Regions from separate parts of the Mus musculus genome. Here region 1 is linked to region 2. A link is a loop called in an ENCODE intact Hi-C map of the cell type or tissue named here. Cell type or tissue: heart. All regions are shown on one strand. Region 1 overlaps Ubac2 (ubiquitin associated domain containing 2). Region 2 has its middle 14 kb from the start of Ubac2.

The links. A loop is a pair of places that touch in the nucleus more often than their neighbours do. Peaks named below come from ENCODE experiments on the same cell type or tissue, not always from the same donor. Only the 100,000 strongest peaks of a DNase experiment are listed, where the experiment ranks them.
Region 1: it touches region 2 in a loop (5-fold over the local background); 23 of 42 quality-filtered maps call a loop at or near these places.

Annotation. Positions count from the first base shown.
Region 1 is chr14:121,916,317-121,924,316 of GRCm38, reverse strand. The region is part of intron 4 of Ubac2 (ubiquitin associated domain containing 2); the gene reads right to left. It overlaps Gm46485 (a long non-coding RNA gene), which reads right to left. Exons shown (of 2, transcript XR_001781471.2): 1 at 7,300-8,000; 2 at 1-7,202. Among named protein-coding and RNA genes, the nearest start is that of Gpr18, 4.4 kb to the right of the region's middle. In heart, a CTCF peak has its summit at 4,326 (motif pointing right); no DNase peak of the experiment used is centred here; H3K27ac peaks cover 778 bases.
Region 2 is chr14:121,861,098-121,869,097 of GRCm38, reverse strand. No RefSeq gene overlaps it. Among named protein-coding and RNA genes, the nearest start is that of Ubac2, 14 kb to the left of the region's middle. In heart, a CTCF peak has its summit at 3,716 (motif pointing left); no DNase peak of the experiment used is centred here; H3K27me3 peaks cover 273 bases.

The sequences.
Region 1 (8,000 bases), 55 kb before region 2:
GAATCCCTGGATGCTAAAATACTGCCTGCCAGGCAAATTCTGCAGCAGCAGGGCGAGGGCTATGGGGTGACCACTTTCTGATTGGATTCAAGACCCGCTACAGGAAGGAATCTGTGTCTCATACTGTGTTACCTGTCAAAAGCCCATGGCTCAGACGGTTATAGGCCCTGTGGAAGTCTTAATGACAATGTCCCTATTGGCTCATATGTTTGAATACCTGGTCCCCAGTTGGTGGAACTGTTAGGATTAGGAGGTGTGGCCTGTTGAAGGAGGTCTGTCACCAGGCCTTAAGGTTTCAAAAGACTTGCCCTATTCCCAGTGTCTGCCTGCCTTGTGGTTGTGTCTCAAGATGTGAACTCCTGCCACAGCACCATGGCTGCTGCCATGCTCCCTGCCATGATGCTCACGGACTCTAACCCTGTAAGTTGCCTTGGTCGTGGTATCTTATGGCAGCAATAGAAAAGAAACTAACACAGGCCCTAAGGGAGAGCCTACTGCTGTTTTAGTAAATGTACGTGCTATCGTGCTGCCCTCTAAACAGTTACATATGGGCCAAGAGATCAGCATCAGCCCTGCTCTCAGCCCTGGCCAGGGAAGCGCTGTCTTCACAGCTGCAGTGAGCACAGACTAGGAACTGGTCACAGTGCTGAGTGCCCTGACTTAGCGCTATCTGTACCTGTGGGTGTAACTGCCCACAAGGCTCAGGGAATGTAAGGGGGTGGGGGGTGGGGGGTGGAAATGATGGGAAACAGTCTTCAGGACACAGCATGGCCATCACACTCACGAATTCTCCACAGCTATGCGTACCTGCACAAGGCTGAGCCAGGCTGCACTAACTGGACTGAGTTGGGGGAGGGAAAACATGAAGGAAGGGGGAGGAGGAGATGCTGTTGGGAGGTAGATCATGGATACACTGTATCATGGATAAAATTGTCTAGATAGATAGGCAGACAGACAGACAGACAGACAGATAGTATATTTTAAAAAGATGATGATTTTTGTTTATATGCATATATATTTTGAAAAATATGACCTATTAGTTCTATCACTAGCCCAGTCATACAAAGGAAATCTGTTTCCTAAAATAAACAGGATGCTTCTGATGAGGGAAGAAATAGTCTATAAGCCAAAACGTCTTAGAAGACTAAAGGGCTTGTTATCACAGGGTACTACTTAATATAGAAGCAATCTTAAGTGAATGCTAAAGCATTTGCATAACCTACCACTTATTTTTTTTAATTTTTTATTCCAATGTTAACAAGATTTCAAATCAGGTTAAGGCCAATAGTTCAGGTGCCACTGATCACCTGTGTGTTACAATAGAAGCAGAGGACCTATCAAAGCAGCTCGACAGCGTCCAATCACCAAAAAGGAAACGAGAGTGGATGAGGAATTGGAACCACTCCATGTGTGACTAACTGCACACCGCAGCTAACTCCTCTGGAAACAACAGAGTCTCTCATCCCAAACCCTCTCAGTCCCTTTAAGGCAAGCCTGACAACCTATTTCTTGTTATATCCTGCTCTCACTTGATGTCCTTAAGGTGACATCAAGAGAGGCATCCATTTTTGAGCCACTGCATAACTTTAGAAAAACATATCCCTAGCTGAATCACTAGGTCCATTTACCGAGGGCCTCCAGTGGGAAGCACTATGCTGGACACAGAATCATTTGAGAGTGGCAGTTCTTCATTAACAAAACGAGAAGAAAAAAGGAAGTGGAAAAACAGCCAAGGGTCTGTAAATACATAACTGTGAGAGATGCCACAGGCAACTCCTGCTATTAATTCTAAAGCCTATGATTGCAGACCCCCCCAAAAAAGTGTGACATTAAGTGCTAGAAAAATAAATCACATACCACAGGCAAGAACAATGCCTTACCATGCAAAGAAATGCTACAGCAATATGCCCTGGTCTCCAGTTCAGAACTTTCCAGCCCCTGCAGCCTGTGGTGGCGGGGGTAGTAGGAGGAGAGGGGGAGACTGCAATACACATATGTGCGTGGAAGTCAAAGATACCATTTCTCAGGCACTGCCTGCTTTGTGGGGTTGGAGGCCTGGAACTTGCAAAGCACACTGAGCTGACTGGCTAGAAAGCCCCAGGGATGCCCTTGTCAGGGTTTCCCAGCACTGGGCTTGCAAGTCATCACGCTTGGACATACGGGTGAGTGGGTGGGTGGGTGAGTGAGTGAGTGAGTGAGTGAGTGAGTGAGTGAGAGACTGAGTGAGTGAGAGAGAGACTGAGTGAGTGAGTGAGTGAGTGAGTGAGTGAGAGAGAGACTGAGTGAGTGAGAGAGAGACTGAGTGAGTGAGAGAGAGACTGAGTGAGTGAGAGAGAGACTGAGTGAGTGAGAGAGAGACTGAGTGAATGAATGAATGAATGAATGAATGAATGAATGAATGAATGAATGAGAGTTCTGGGGCGCAAACTCCAGCCCTCGCATTTAATAAGCATCTCACTGACTGAGCTAGCTCTGTGCTTAAGCCACTGAACTGCCTTTGCTGGGATTCTTCTGGGGCTGCATGGCCTGCTCGTGACAAGAAACATACAAGAGTCACAAACTTTTGTGTCCATATGGAAAGTGCTAGAGTAAGACAGGAACACTATCACAACCATCACGTGCTCAATTTACTGCGCACACTGAGAGGAAGACCTGTGAACAAGCCAATGCTATTCATTATCAAGGAAAAAACAGCATGGACGCCTGTCTCCTCAGCAGGCTGATCATGTCTTCAAGAAGTTAACCCCAAAATAAATAAGATAAAAATACACACACTCACACACACACACACACAAAGGTCACAGCAAATGAGGACAAAAGGCAGCAGGGCCCACACACCTCAGGACACAGATGCTTCTGAGTCCCTGCGGGCCCCAGTGTTCCCTGCGAGGGCAGAGATAGGGGTGTCATTAAGTGACTCCTGGGGACTCTGAGGTCCCATCTTGCCAGCCTTCATTTATATTGCTCCAGAAAAGATCTGGAAGGCCAAAGTAAAACACAGAAAAAGGAGTCTGCCCAACTGTACAGTATCGAGGCTAACTTAACACAGCTTGGAAAGTTCATGATTCAGGGAAAGACTCCAGCACAGCCACCCAGCCCCAAATTAGGGAAGGACGAGAACTAGTGTTGGTGTCTACAAAACCCAGGATGCAAGCTACTGGGTACATGGCAATTCACAGAGACCCCAGGTAGTGAAATAGCACTCACGGGAACAGCTTCAGAGGCAGAGACACCCATACCCAGAGTGCCAATTCTGAAGCCCAAACTCTCCTGCAAAAGTCTCTCTGGGTAGGACAGGAAATGTACCACACATACAGAAACCGAGTGGAATCTGAGGAATCAAAGGCTAGGAGCACCTGGCTTCCAGCCAAGTCCAGAAAAGGGAGCATGGAGGGCAGTCAGGCAAGAAAGGCCTGAGCTGAGGGCACATTTATTCCCGACTCCTTCCTGCAGAGAGCCTAGTCACTCCTCCACACAGCCGACTCACAGGGCTCTCTCCTTCCAGGTTCTATCGCCTCCTGCCTGCCTCTCTTTAGACCTATGGTGAGGGTTACAACTGTCCTAGGGTCCTGCCCTACAGGCATCTGCTGCTCCCTGTCTATCGGAACTGTTTCTCCTCCACCAAAGCAGTGACCACCACACATGGACTCACACACACATACCACCACACATGGACTCACACACACACACAGACTCACACACACACACACGAGGACTCGCGCACACACGCGCACACACATGGACTCACACACACACATGGACTCTCACACACACACACTTGGGCTACTTCGTGGAAGCCACAAAGGTGGAATCACTCATCAAGGGTTCCCTCCTACGTGGCTTTCTGTAGTGAGGTTTACTCTTGTGGTAGCTGCCTCTTCCTTGTACACCACTCTCTTGACACGAAGAACATTCCAGTGTCCACTCTACAGCTGGTGAGTGAGGGGTTGTTTCTACTTTGAGACTGTTACAGACAAGGCTTCTGTGAATGCTTTTTACCTGTCTTCTGGTCTCACTGGCTGTACGTCAGGGAGTCACCTGGGCCATAGCATTTGCACACCTTCACTTACAACTTAATACCAAAAGGTCTTCTGTGTTTTAATTCCCACCAGCAACATGCATGGATTTTGAGTGACAGGCGCCCAGCACCCACACTGCAAACCCTCATCTCTGTGAGCACCTGGCCTGTGGGTGATGCTATTTTTTGGGTTTAGTTTTCATGATCACAAATGAAATTAGCAGACATGCTGTTTGCTGATGATGTAGATACATTTGGGGTTGGGTTTTTTGGTTTTTGTTTTTTGGGGTTTTTTTTGGGGGGGAGGCTGTGTTCAACTTGCCCACTAGATGGCAGAGTTCTTCCTAGACGCAGATCTGCGGGCAGAGAGAATCTAGCCTTGAAGATGAAGTCTTCTACCAACGTGCTTAATGAGAACAAGAAGGAGAAATGACTATTTCTGAGAACCAACTATAACAAGGATGGTAAGTATATGACACATGATACAGAACAGAGCATACAGGCTGAAAAACAGAAACAGCCCATTTTGACTGCCTTTCCCAATTATACAGATAATGGCAGAAAAATCAGTTGAGTAATTAAAAACATTAGATGTACTTCTAATATGCAGACACCTATACACTAAAATCCTCCATCTCACATTCACCTGGGAGTTCTTTCTTATCATTCAGTGCCCACCATCTTTAAATTACTGTCCCACGTGCCCGAGATAAAGCTCTAAACACAAAGAGTTCATTTGGGCTCAGCTTTGGTGGATCTGGTCTGCACCTATGGAAAGGTATCATGTCACTCCCTAAGGTCTCTGCCACCTTCTGAAAATGAACTCCAGGCTGAGGACTAAACTCTTGACCACGGAATTCTGGAAAACACGGAGTATGTCACAGCCCTGGTCTACTGTCAGTCCTCTTTCTCCTCAATGGTAACTTCCTAGTATCGAACACAATACCCACACACGCTCAATGGTGACTTCCTAGTGTCACACACAATACCCCCCCACACACTCAATGGTGACTTCCTAGTGTCACACACGAGACTCACACACACTCTCTTCTTTGTACATCTCCTTTAACTGAAATCAGAGTTTGCAGTTTAGAGTCAAGTGCATCGCAATAGCCTTGGGGTTTTCAATTGGTTGGACCTCTGAATAAGTCTGTGAACTCTTGGCCTGGAGTCCTAAGACTTCAGAAGCTACAGGTCTGGTGAGCTCCCAGGCAGAAGCCCTTTCCTCCGAGAATTTCTTAGTGACAGACAACGCTGTTGTTGCTAATTTAGCTAAACGTATCTAGCACATTGATGGTCATATCTGGATTCAAGTCATTTCTTATGAAGTAAGTAACTCTGATTATATGTTCATAAACATTTTAAGATGCACAAAAGAGACAGAATTAAGGAAGGCTAAATTAAACAACATATATTTCTCTTCATACTAAAGTGGCTATAAGAGTATGTCTATAAATCACTGGGGTTAAAAACTACATTTAAGCCAGGCAGTGGTAGTGTGTGCCTTTAATCCCAGCACTTGGGAGGCAAAGGCAGGCAGATATCTGAGTTCCAAGGCAGCCTGGTCTACAGAGTGAGTTCCAGGACAGTAAGGGCTACACAGAGAAACCCTGTCTCGAACATTTAAATAATCTCTTAAGTCTTTATTCAGAAATTCCTACTATTCAAAACACCCGAGCCCAGGGCCTGGCCCTTCTGAAGCAACAATTGTTGGGACACAGCCTGAGAAAGTAAGAGGCAGGGGACAAAGGTTCCGAACTGTCAAATCAGAGGTCAGGACTCCTCCCCTCTTGCAGAACAGTCTCTGTCCATCATTCTCACTCTTCTCCAGCTACCAACCACTGAGGGCTTGCTGTCCACTGTCCCCATGCAGGGGCAGGCCAGGTAAACAGTGTTACAGCAGACCTCTAGCCACTGCAGGAGGTCATCAGGACACTTGTTACGGTTGTGAACCATTCAGACCATGAAATACAACTCTGTGTGTGGCAAAAACAAAGCTTTAACAAAAGAGACCCATCCTACATGCAGACATGCTACATGCATGTAATAACACCCTTGGAGCCATCCTACATGCAGACATGCTACATGCATGTAATAACACCCTTGGAGTCATCCTACATGCAGACATGCTACATGCATGTAATAACACCCTTGGAGTCATCCTACATGCAGACATGCTACATGCATGTAATAACACTCTTGGAGTCATCCTACATGCAGACATGCTACATGCATGTAATAACACCCTTGGAGTCATCCTACATGCAGACATGCTACACGCATGTAATAACACCCTTGGAGTCATCCTACATGCAGACATGCTACACGCATGTAATAACACTCCCAATAGTGTCTTAACTAAATCATGTTGATTTAAAAACTAGGTTCTCCTACTAAGTATATAAACTCACCTACAGTCTTCAATGCTCAAACTAAACCTCAAAGTGAGACCAAAACATTTCATAAAGTACAGGAAACCCTGACGTCTCTGGAGTATGAGAAAACCCTCTTTGGTAAGAATTCTCTCACATTCCAAAGTACGTGAGAAGACCAAAACTGCAGGCATGGTCACAAAGTCCCTGGTAAGAGTAACAGATTCCTGAAGGCAAGGTGAGGCGTGCAGGAGGGCCACTCCTCCGCCTCCTGCACAGACCTCTCACCACATCTCAGGCAGCTCAGTGTCCTTGCAGTTGGTTCTGGGCTCAGACGACCATCCACCCCACCCCCCTCTTCACATGTTCACTTTCTTAGCTATCGAACAATGTTAAATGCTCCTTAGCTACAACTCATGTCAGCACCCCCAAGCACATGGTGTAGTGGTGGAGCATCAAAGACAGCAAGGTGTGTGCCGGCCACCCAAGCATAAGGCACAGAGCTGGGGCAAGGAACCGTCCAGGCCAGCCCAGCTCTGAGGGAAAATGGCAGCTGTGAGGTGGTTAGAGGGAGGGTCTACAGGTGGGTTCTGCCAAGCTTTTGGGAGGTTCCAAATCTGCCCTGGGCACCTTGCACTAAGAAATGCAAGTTCTCAACTAAGAATGCTACATACGGGGAAGACTCAAGTCTTAATGAGAAGACACCCCAGGCTCCTCATCTGTTGACTGTAGCAGCACAATCAGTACTTCCTGTCAGAAACCTTCTCACAGAACACACTGGGTCCCAGTCAAGAGGTATCCATGTGGCTGACCTGTGTAGCATATGAAAAAACATAACTTCATATAAAACAATTATGATGTAACTTGGCAATGCCAAAGCATGTCTAGAGAAGGTTTCAAGGCAATCACCTCTCACCCACACAGGAACTGCTGCAGTGGTCTCCAGTGGCTCTATAGCACATTATTCTGGAAGGCTCCCACGGCACCCAGTGGTTTGTTAGCACAGCTAACGTCAGTACCTTTTGTAGAATGAAAGTTTAGCACTTCTGGGAAAAGAAGCAAGGTTCTCAAACTACCTCAAGTTCACGCTGTGGCAGCTGTGGTGGCTGACAGCTGGAGTCCAGCTCTCAGGAGGCAGAGACAGGAAGACCAGGGTAAGTTCAAAGCCAACCTGGTCAACACAGCTCCAAAGCAGCCAGTAAGGCCCCGTCTCAAAACAGGACAGACAAGATGACAGGAGCCAGTTTAAATCGCTCACACTATAGACACAGAAGCAGCTAAGCTTAGGCACCATTTAAAGGCTGGCAAATAATGTGTAGCCAATGTAGAGATACTTAGAACTGGACAAGGGCTGGGCTACTTTAAAGAGAAAGTTAAACTCAGAGTAGCTAGACAGCGATGCTCTGGGCTGCCCAATCCTCCCTTCTGTGGGTTTCACTTCCCTTCTCAGCTGAGAACACTGCTACATATAAATTCTTCCAGCTACATGTAAATTCCCCAGTCCTTCCCATGGTTTACATGGATGTTCATGCAAGAAAAAAATTACTGCAAGTCTTCCCTGAGATAGAAAATGGACAAAGTGTAGGAAGTACCTACAGGATCCAGGAACA
Region 2 (8,000 bases):
GGGCAACCTGCCCCGTGGAGAGTAGAACTGGGAAGACTCAGTGTGGGGTCCAAGGACAGTGTGTATGTATGCAAAAGATGGGGTCTGACATTAACTGACCTTCCCTGGTCACCCATGTGCCCTCCTGGCCTCTGCGCTGTGACTTCTGTTGTTGATGATCACTATGCCCCTGGCACTGAGTCTTCTTGACTTGGCTTTTGTTTCATACAGTGGTCTCCAGCAAAGCCAATCCACTGCTCACCATGACCCCAGCATTCATGCGGTATCCTTGATTTTCTGAACACCTCACAGCCTTCTCTTCTCTAGAATAAATATTTCTGCGACTTTCCAATCTTTTGATCACACGCTCATGTTATTTTGAATCCTCTCCAGTTTTTCCTTATTACTCTGACACTAGGGAGTTTAAATGAGTTTACCTAGACTAGAGGTTTAACAGCCACTGATCCAGATGCATTCATGATGGTACCCAGTGAACTCTAGCTAATCCTTGACTCTCAACTTCTAGAGGAAGAAAAAGGGGACTCCACTTCCATCTGTTAAGAAATCCAAAGGTTGGATTGGCAAGGAAAGTAATCTACCTGCGTTTTAAAGATAAAAGGTAGCCGGGTGTGGTGGCGCACGCCTTTAATTCCAGCACTCCTGAGGCAGAGGCAGGCGGATTTCTGAGTTTAAGGCCAGCCTGGTCTACAGAGTGAGTTCCAGGACAGCCAGAGCGACACAGAGAAACCCTGTCTCGAAAAACCAAAAAAAAAAAAAAAAAAGATAAAAGGTATTGAATTTTAAAGGTATTATTATTTCAAAGCAAACATGATTGTGCTTGTTTGTAATCCCAAGAATTTGGGGAGAATGAAGCAGATAAGGCCAGGAGTAGCGGTGCACAGCTGAAATCCCTGCACCTCGAGAGGGAGATAGAGGTAAGATGATAACTTTGGGACCAGCCTCACCTACATAGCAAGTTCTAGGCCAGCCAGGGAAACATACACATAGATATCCTGTCCCAAACAAAACAAAAAGAGTTCAAGGCAAGTTTGGGCTACATAATAAGACCCTGGAAAAAGTGAGTCCAAGCAAAGACACATTAGAACTTTCTTTTCTACTAGTTTATATCATTTCCCGCTCAGGACAGGGCATGAAGCTAAGTTGGTAGATCGTTTGCCTAGCAAGCCTTTGATCCCATTCCTGACACCTCAGGATGTAATGCCACCTACCTGTGATTAGAGCACTCAGCAGGTACAGGCAAGAGGACCGGAAGTTCGAGGCCAGCCTGGGCTACATAAGATCCTGTCTCAAAACAAACAACAAAAAAAAACAAAGCACGAATTCCAGCACACCAAATCTGAAAAAGTCAGTGCCTCAATAGTGATATTAAAAAGAAATTATTTATATAATAATATCAGTGTCATATTTTAATTGTCTTAAAGATGGGTGTTACACACATAAGATATAAACAGGTAATTATGTCATGTATATTGTTCATGTACCTTGCCATACTGTCAGAATGTTCTCCTGGAGAGCAAGGTAGTGTGTGCACTGGAGGTGTCATGCTTGGGGCCTAGCTTCCAGCCCAAGCCCCATGCTCCCTAACCAGACCTACAGTGCTCCCTAGCCAGACCCTACAGTGCTCCCTAACCAGACCCTACAGTGCTCCCTAGCCAGACCCTACAGTGCTCCCTAGTCAGACCCTACAGTGCTCCCTAGCCAGACCCTACAGTGCTCCCTAGAGTTTCTGAACCCCTCCTCCCCTCTGTTTCCTCACTTGCTCTTTTTATTTTTCTTTTTTAAAGTGACATCTCTACTTACTATTTTTTAAAGATTTATTTATTTTTAACCTGGATCCTCTCCAAAATCAGCAAATATTCTTAATCAGCGAGCTGTCTCTTCAGCCCCTGTTATCTCTCCCTTGTAAATGTCCTATACTTATATGGTATATTATGATCACATCTCGCTAGCACCACTCTCTCCAGCTTCTCTTAGTGTCCCCGCCCCTTGACCCCCTCCCACTTCATGGTCTTTTCTCTTCTTGTTCCTTAACAATCCCCGAGTCTCACTAGTGGCACCCTGAGTGCTCAGGAGGGTGGGGTCACCCAATAGGGCATCCACAGGCTCTCTGCCAATAGCCACGACCCCAGAGAAAAGTGACTGTCCTTCTCTCAGCAGACATCAGGTTCCATTAGCTCCTCTAGGAGGGGGTGGACCTTTGGGCCCTGGGTTCTCTCTCTTGGGTCAGGGGAGTGATGGTAATGAGAATATTTGCCTCCAGGGACTTTCCTGGGCATTTAAATACATTAACAAACATTTAAAAGCACACACTCATAACTGCCTTCACACACACGTGCTTCCTGCTGTTGCTGTTACCATCAGTAACATCACTCTCTCTGAGCAAGGAAGTGTATCAAGTCCATTTCTCCAAGAACACTCAAGGGATAGTTTGTTTCTAGAGTCGACGCTAGAAATGAGCACCTAGAACAGAGAGATCCTGCCATTTGAAGGAGCAACAGCACAGCAGCATGGTTCTCTGGGGGAGACAAGCTGCTCTCCCAGAGATGTCCTCAGGCTGTAATAACACAGAGAAAGCAGAAATGCATTCTCACCTTCCTTTACCTCCACCATACGTCTGTTTGTATTGATGACATCACTCACCTGTTTGAAGTCTAAGTGGGACAAGGTACATTCATGTCTGCAGGCATTGTCAGTGAGGGAAGGAGGCTGGTGAGAAACACACACACACACACACACACACACACACACACACACACACACGCACACACGCTTGCGCACAGGCTCACACCTTTTATTGTACAGTAAGTCTCCACTTACATAATAAAAGGTGTTCTCTTCCGGGTGATTTACTTTACATTTTACTACTTTTAGAGGCACAGAGAGAGAGAGAGAGAGAGAGAGAGAGAGCTGATCTGTTGGGATTTTCAGCCACACATACAAGCTAGCAACCATCCTTAAAGTTGTCGGAGCAATGGGGCTGGGTGTGTACTGTGTGTCGGTGCTTGGCATGATTTGAGTGTGAGACGTCCCCCACAGGCCACGTGCTTGAGTACTTGGCTTCTAGTGTGTGGCACACTGTTTTGGGAGGTTGTAGAATCTCTGAAATGGGAGACATGGCAGGCAGAGGTAGGTAACTAGGGGTGAACCACTGTTTCCAGCCTCAGGTTTCAATGATAAGAATGTAATTAATGCCACCCAGCTCAGCACTTAAAACGCTTGGATGGCAAATTTTATTTACCACATTTAAATATTTTTAAATGGACTAGATAAAAATTAAAGCTAGAGAAACAGGAGGGCGCCCCCTCCCTCACACCTGATCTGTCACATGTCCCCTTGTTCCCCTTGTGAGGCCTATCTCAACTCACCTTGGTGAGTAACACTGGCCAGGCTTCGCTCAGTGGATTCCTACCTACCAGTTACCCTTGGCCCTGAAGCCCTCCAGTGCATATGTGCAAGGGTGGCCATCCCTTCCCTTAGTCACATAAATAGTAAATTAGATACTATCTAATATGGAATATTTACATGTATGTCCACACCTACTATCATCTACAATCAATATTATATTATCCATACTATTATAAGTTTTCCACTTACAGATGAAGAGCCTAGAGCCCAAGAAAGTTAGAGCCTAAGAAAGAAAGGTTTTGAGGTCACCTTTGTAAAGTGGAGAAAATGAGTCTGAAACCAGCTGAGGCAGAACCTGTGCCTTTAGACACAGGACTCTATTGCCCCCTAGCGGAACCCCTTGTCTAATCTTGTCTCTCTCCAGCAGAGCTCCTTGCAGTGGTCAAGAAACTCATGGATTGACTCTAGCTGCATATGTATCAAAAGATGGCCTAGTCAGCCATCACTGGAAAGAGAGGCCCATTGGACACACAAACTTTATATGCCCCAGTACAGGGGAACGCCAGGGCCACAAAAATGGGAATGGGTGGGTAGGGAAGTGGGGGGGGAGGGTATGGGGGACTTTTGGGATAGCATTGGAAATGTAATTGAGGAAAATACATAATAAAAAAAAAAAGAAACTCATGGATTTATGTGTCCTGGTTACCCATGCATACATACATCCCCAGCCTTATTCCTATTCAAACCCCACCCTACCCCAAAGAAGTAATTTCACAACCAAGTCTATTCCTTATTATGCAGAGCTCCTTGGAGTAGTCAAGAAACTTCTGGATTTATCCATCCTGGATACTTTTGGAGTAAACATCCCTCCATGTTTCTGGCTTGATCTGACTATGCCAGATACACTGGACAGCTGGCTGGTTTCTCCGCCTTCCTTTGGTTCTTCTGTTGTTTAACCTTAAACCCTTGTTCTTATGGAAACTTTGTTTCAGAGGACTGAGGCTCAGAAACAGACACTCCCAGAAAAACATGCATCCCCGTTGTTTTCTCTGTATGTAGCACCAGCTCACCCTATTCTGTGGCTCTTTTATGTTCTTGGTCTGCTGTGATTTTAGAGCAATACAAACATGTCATGTTGTGGGAGGTGCAATAACAAGGTGCTAAATCTTGAGTCCTCTGTTCTCCACCTTTGTGATGGCAGATTGGCAGACATGTTGTCTTGGGACACTGAGAAGTTTACAGACAACATCAGCCCTTTGCCACCCCGGGCATTATAGGGTATTAGTATCAGCATCCTTTCTTCACCCAGACATGACAGTGATTTTTGTGACCATATGAATCTCACAAAAGGTCTGAGGTTTTAGTTTTATGTTTGCTTCCATGAGTGAGTGACAGTCTGATGGGTGGAGATGTCTCACAATCACCTCCAAGCAGGCAGTTGTCCTTGTACATCATGAAAATAAGATGGTAAGTTTTTTGTGTGTGTTTATTTGTTTGTATTTTACAGCTAGAGTGACAGACACTCTTCACAGATCACATCTGAATATTAGAGTCCTGTAAACCATAAAAAGAAAGAGGCTGCCAGAACCAGTTTTACATCTATTCAATTGGTCGGGGACATCTTGCCTTAGTGACACACCTTGAGAGTGGGCAGCACATCTTCAGGTCAGATGGACACTCAGATGCACTCAGGCTGGACAAAGGGGCCATCCCAGATACTTGGTAGAGCACAGGTAGCAGGTGACACTAGTTGCAGCGTCCGTCCTGTCTACTCTAAAGCAGATCCCTCACTTGTTAGGGTAATAAGGGGAGGAAGGAGGACCTAAGCCATGTAACACAGACTGGATAAACAAATGGCACACACTTGCCCCTCCCCATGACCCATCTGACCATGCCCTGATGTTTTATTCTTTGGCTTTTCTTTTTGAGACAGGTTCTCTTGTATTCCATATTTGCCCCAAGCTCCTCATGTAGCTGTGAAGGGGAATTTTATCAATGTGACATACTTGGGAAAAGGGACCCTCAATTGAAGCATTGCCTCCATCAGATTGGCAAAGACATGCAGTGGCATTTTCCTTACTACTAATTGGCATAGGAGCAGTGCCATCCCTGGGCAGGTGGGCCTGGGCTGTATAAGAAGGATAACTGAGTGAGCCATGGGAAGCAAGGCAGTAAGCAGTGCTTCTCCATGGTCTCTGCTTCAAGTTCCTGCATTGAACTGCAGTCCTAGTTTCCCTCAAGGTAGATGGCAACCTGTGAGCCAGACAAACGCTTTCCTTCCCAAGTTGTGTTTGGCCTTAGTGTTTGTCACGGCCACAGAGAGCAAGCTGGAACAGTAACCTTGAACCCTGACTCTCTTACCTCCGCCTCTTGAGAGCTGGAATTACAGGCATGAACCACCACACCTAGTTTCTGGGAATTAAACCCAGGGCTTCAGGCTTGACAGGCAAAGGCTCTAGCAAACTGAGCTACAAACATAGCTCCCTTCCTTGGTTGCTTTCATTTCTTTAACTTTGGGGAATTATCATAAACTATGCATACAGCTTGCTGTCTTAACCAATCTATGTGTGCAGTTCTTCAACATTAAATTCATTCATGATGTCAGGCAACAACAACTTCTGGTGTTTCCAAATCTTTTCATCATCCCATACTGAGACCCATTTCACTTGCATTCCCAACCCTCCACTCCACCCACGCCCAGCTCACCTTGCTCTACTTTCTATCTTTAAAATGTTATATATTCTACAAACCTCACAGACAGGGGTTCACATAACTCTGGCTGGCTTCTCTCCCTTAATGTATCTCTAAGGTTCATTCATGTTGTAGCATACATCAGAATGAATTTCTCTCTCAAGGCATACACACCATGTTTTCTTCACAGATGTATTTGTCCCTTGACCCTTGGACTCTCTTTTCGTTTTTTGCTGTTACCAAAAATGTGCTACAATGTACCTCATTTGCAAGCATAGCCCGTTAATTCTTGTATGCTATTATACAAGAACCTGCATAACAATGCTTTCTTTTTACCTGTTGGCATTCAGAGCTTAACAATATCAATACTGTAGTCCCAGCAGTGGGGCTGACCTGGAAGATCAGAAGTTTGAGGTCATTCTCAGCTACCTAGTGAGGATGAGGTCATCCCAGGCTTTGTGAGATTCATTCATTCATTCATTCATTCATTCATTCATGCATTCATTCGTTCATAGCCTAAAATACTTACTGACAGACTTTTTACAGAAAAAAAAGTATTGACCTCTAGTCTAAGGGTGAGGTTAGTACAGAGACTGTCCTGACAGAACCCAAATCTCCCCCACTTGTTAAAGGGGCAGAGCAGGAAATCTCTGGGGCATGGTGGGAGTGACAGCTTGGTCTGGATTAGCTTGCAAGGGAGGTTGTAGCAAGTACCATAGACTGGGTGTTTGGATAATAAAGTCTGCTTTTCCTGTGGTAGAAGTCTGAGATGAAGAGTGGGCGTATTTGGCTTGTGTAAGCCACCTTCTTCTCGTTTTGTATTCTCAGGATCCTCCACCTGGGTGTCTCTGTCCTAGTGTCCCACCATGAGACCAGTCATGCTGAACCAGGAGACCCTCTAAGAATCTCTCTAGCTGTCCCTTTAAGAGTGGTGTCTTTTAAAACAGACATGTTCTTAAGGACCAAGACTTAGAACATCAACATGCAAATTATAAAGAGACACAAGTGGGCCAGTGAAAGCCCATACTTCCTGCAAGACCCATCAATCCTCCAACAGCACAACACATTCCTTCCCCAAACTGGTACTGATGGTTTTACAAGTGAAGAGATAATATGAAAATATCTTCTTGGCATTGTAGATATTGACTTCCAGCAAGGCAGAGCTGCCAGCAAAAACAACTTACTTTCTAGGGCTTCTTCCTCCTCCTCCCTCTCCCCCTCCCCCTCCTGCTGCTGCTGCTCCTCCTCCCCTCCCCCTCCCTCCTCCTGCTGCTGCTCCTCCTCCCCTCCCCCTCCCCCCTCCTGCTGCTCCTCCTCCTCCTCCTCCTCCTCCTCCTCCTCCTCCTCCTCCTCCTCCTCCTCCTCCTCCTCCTCCTCCTCCTCCTCCTCCTCCTCCTCTTCTTCTTCTTCTTCTTCTTCTTCTTCTTCTTCTTCTTCTTCTTCTTCTTCTTTGGTTTTTGAGACAGGGTTTCTCTGTGTAGCCCTGGCTGTCCTGGAACTCACTCTGTAGACCAGGCTGGCCTCGAACTCAGAAATCCACCTGCCTCTGCCTCCCAAGTACTGGGATTAAAGGCATGTGCCACCACTGCCCAACTTTCTAGGGCTTCTTGACTTTGTCTTCATTAAACAATTAATTGCAGAGTTTCCTTCATCTTTCTTAAAACAACAAAGAGTGGGAAAAAAAAACTCCTCAGTATAATTTTAGCAGCAATTAACCTGAATTCTCCTAGAAGTGTTTCTGCACTGCTGTCCATAGCTCAGCAAGGGTGACCAGCCTAGGTGTCCTGCTTGGAGTTCTGTGTCCACACCCTTCCACTGGGCCGTGGGACATCATTACCACCCTCACCCCTGTCTGTCACTATCTCCTTACTTCAGAAAAGTAAGAGGACACTTTTAAGGGATACAACCAGATACACATTGAGGTCAAGAAATAAGCCCTTCCTTTCCTGGACACAGCTATGGTA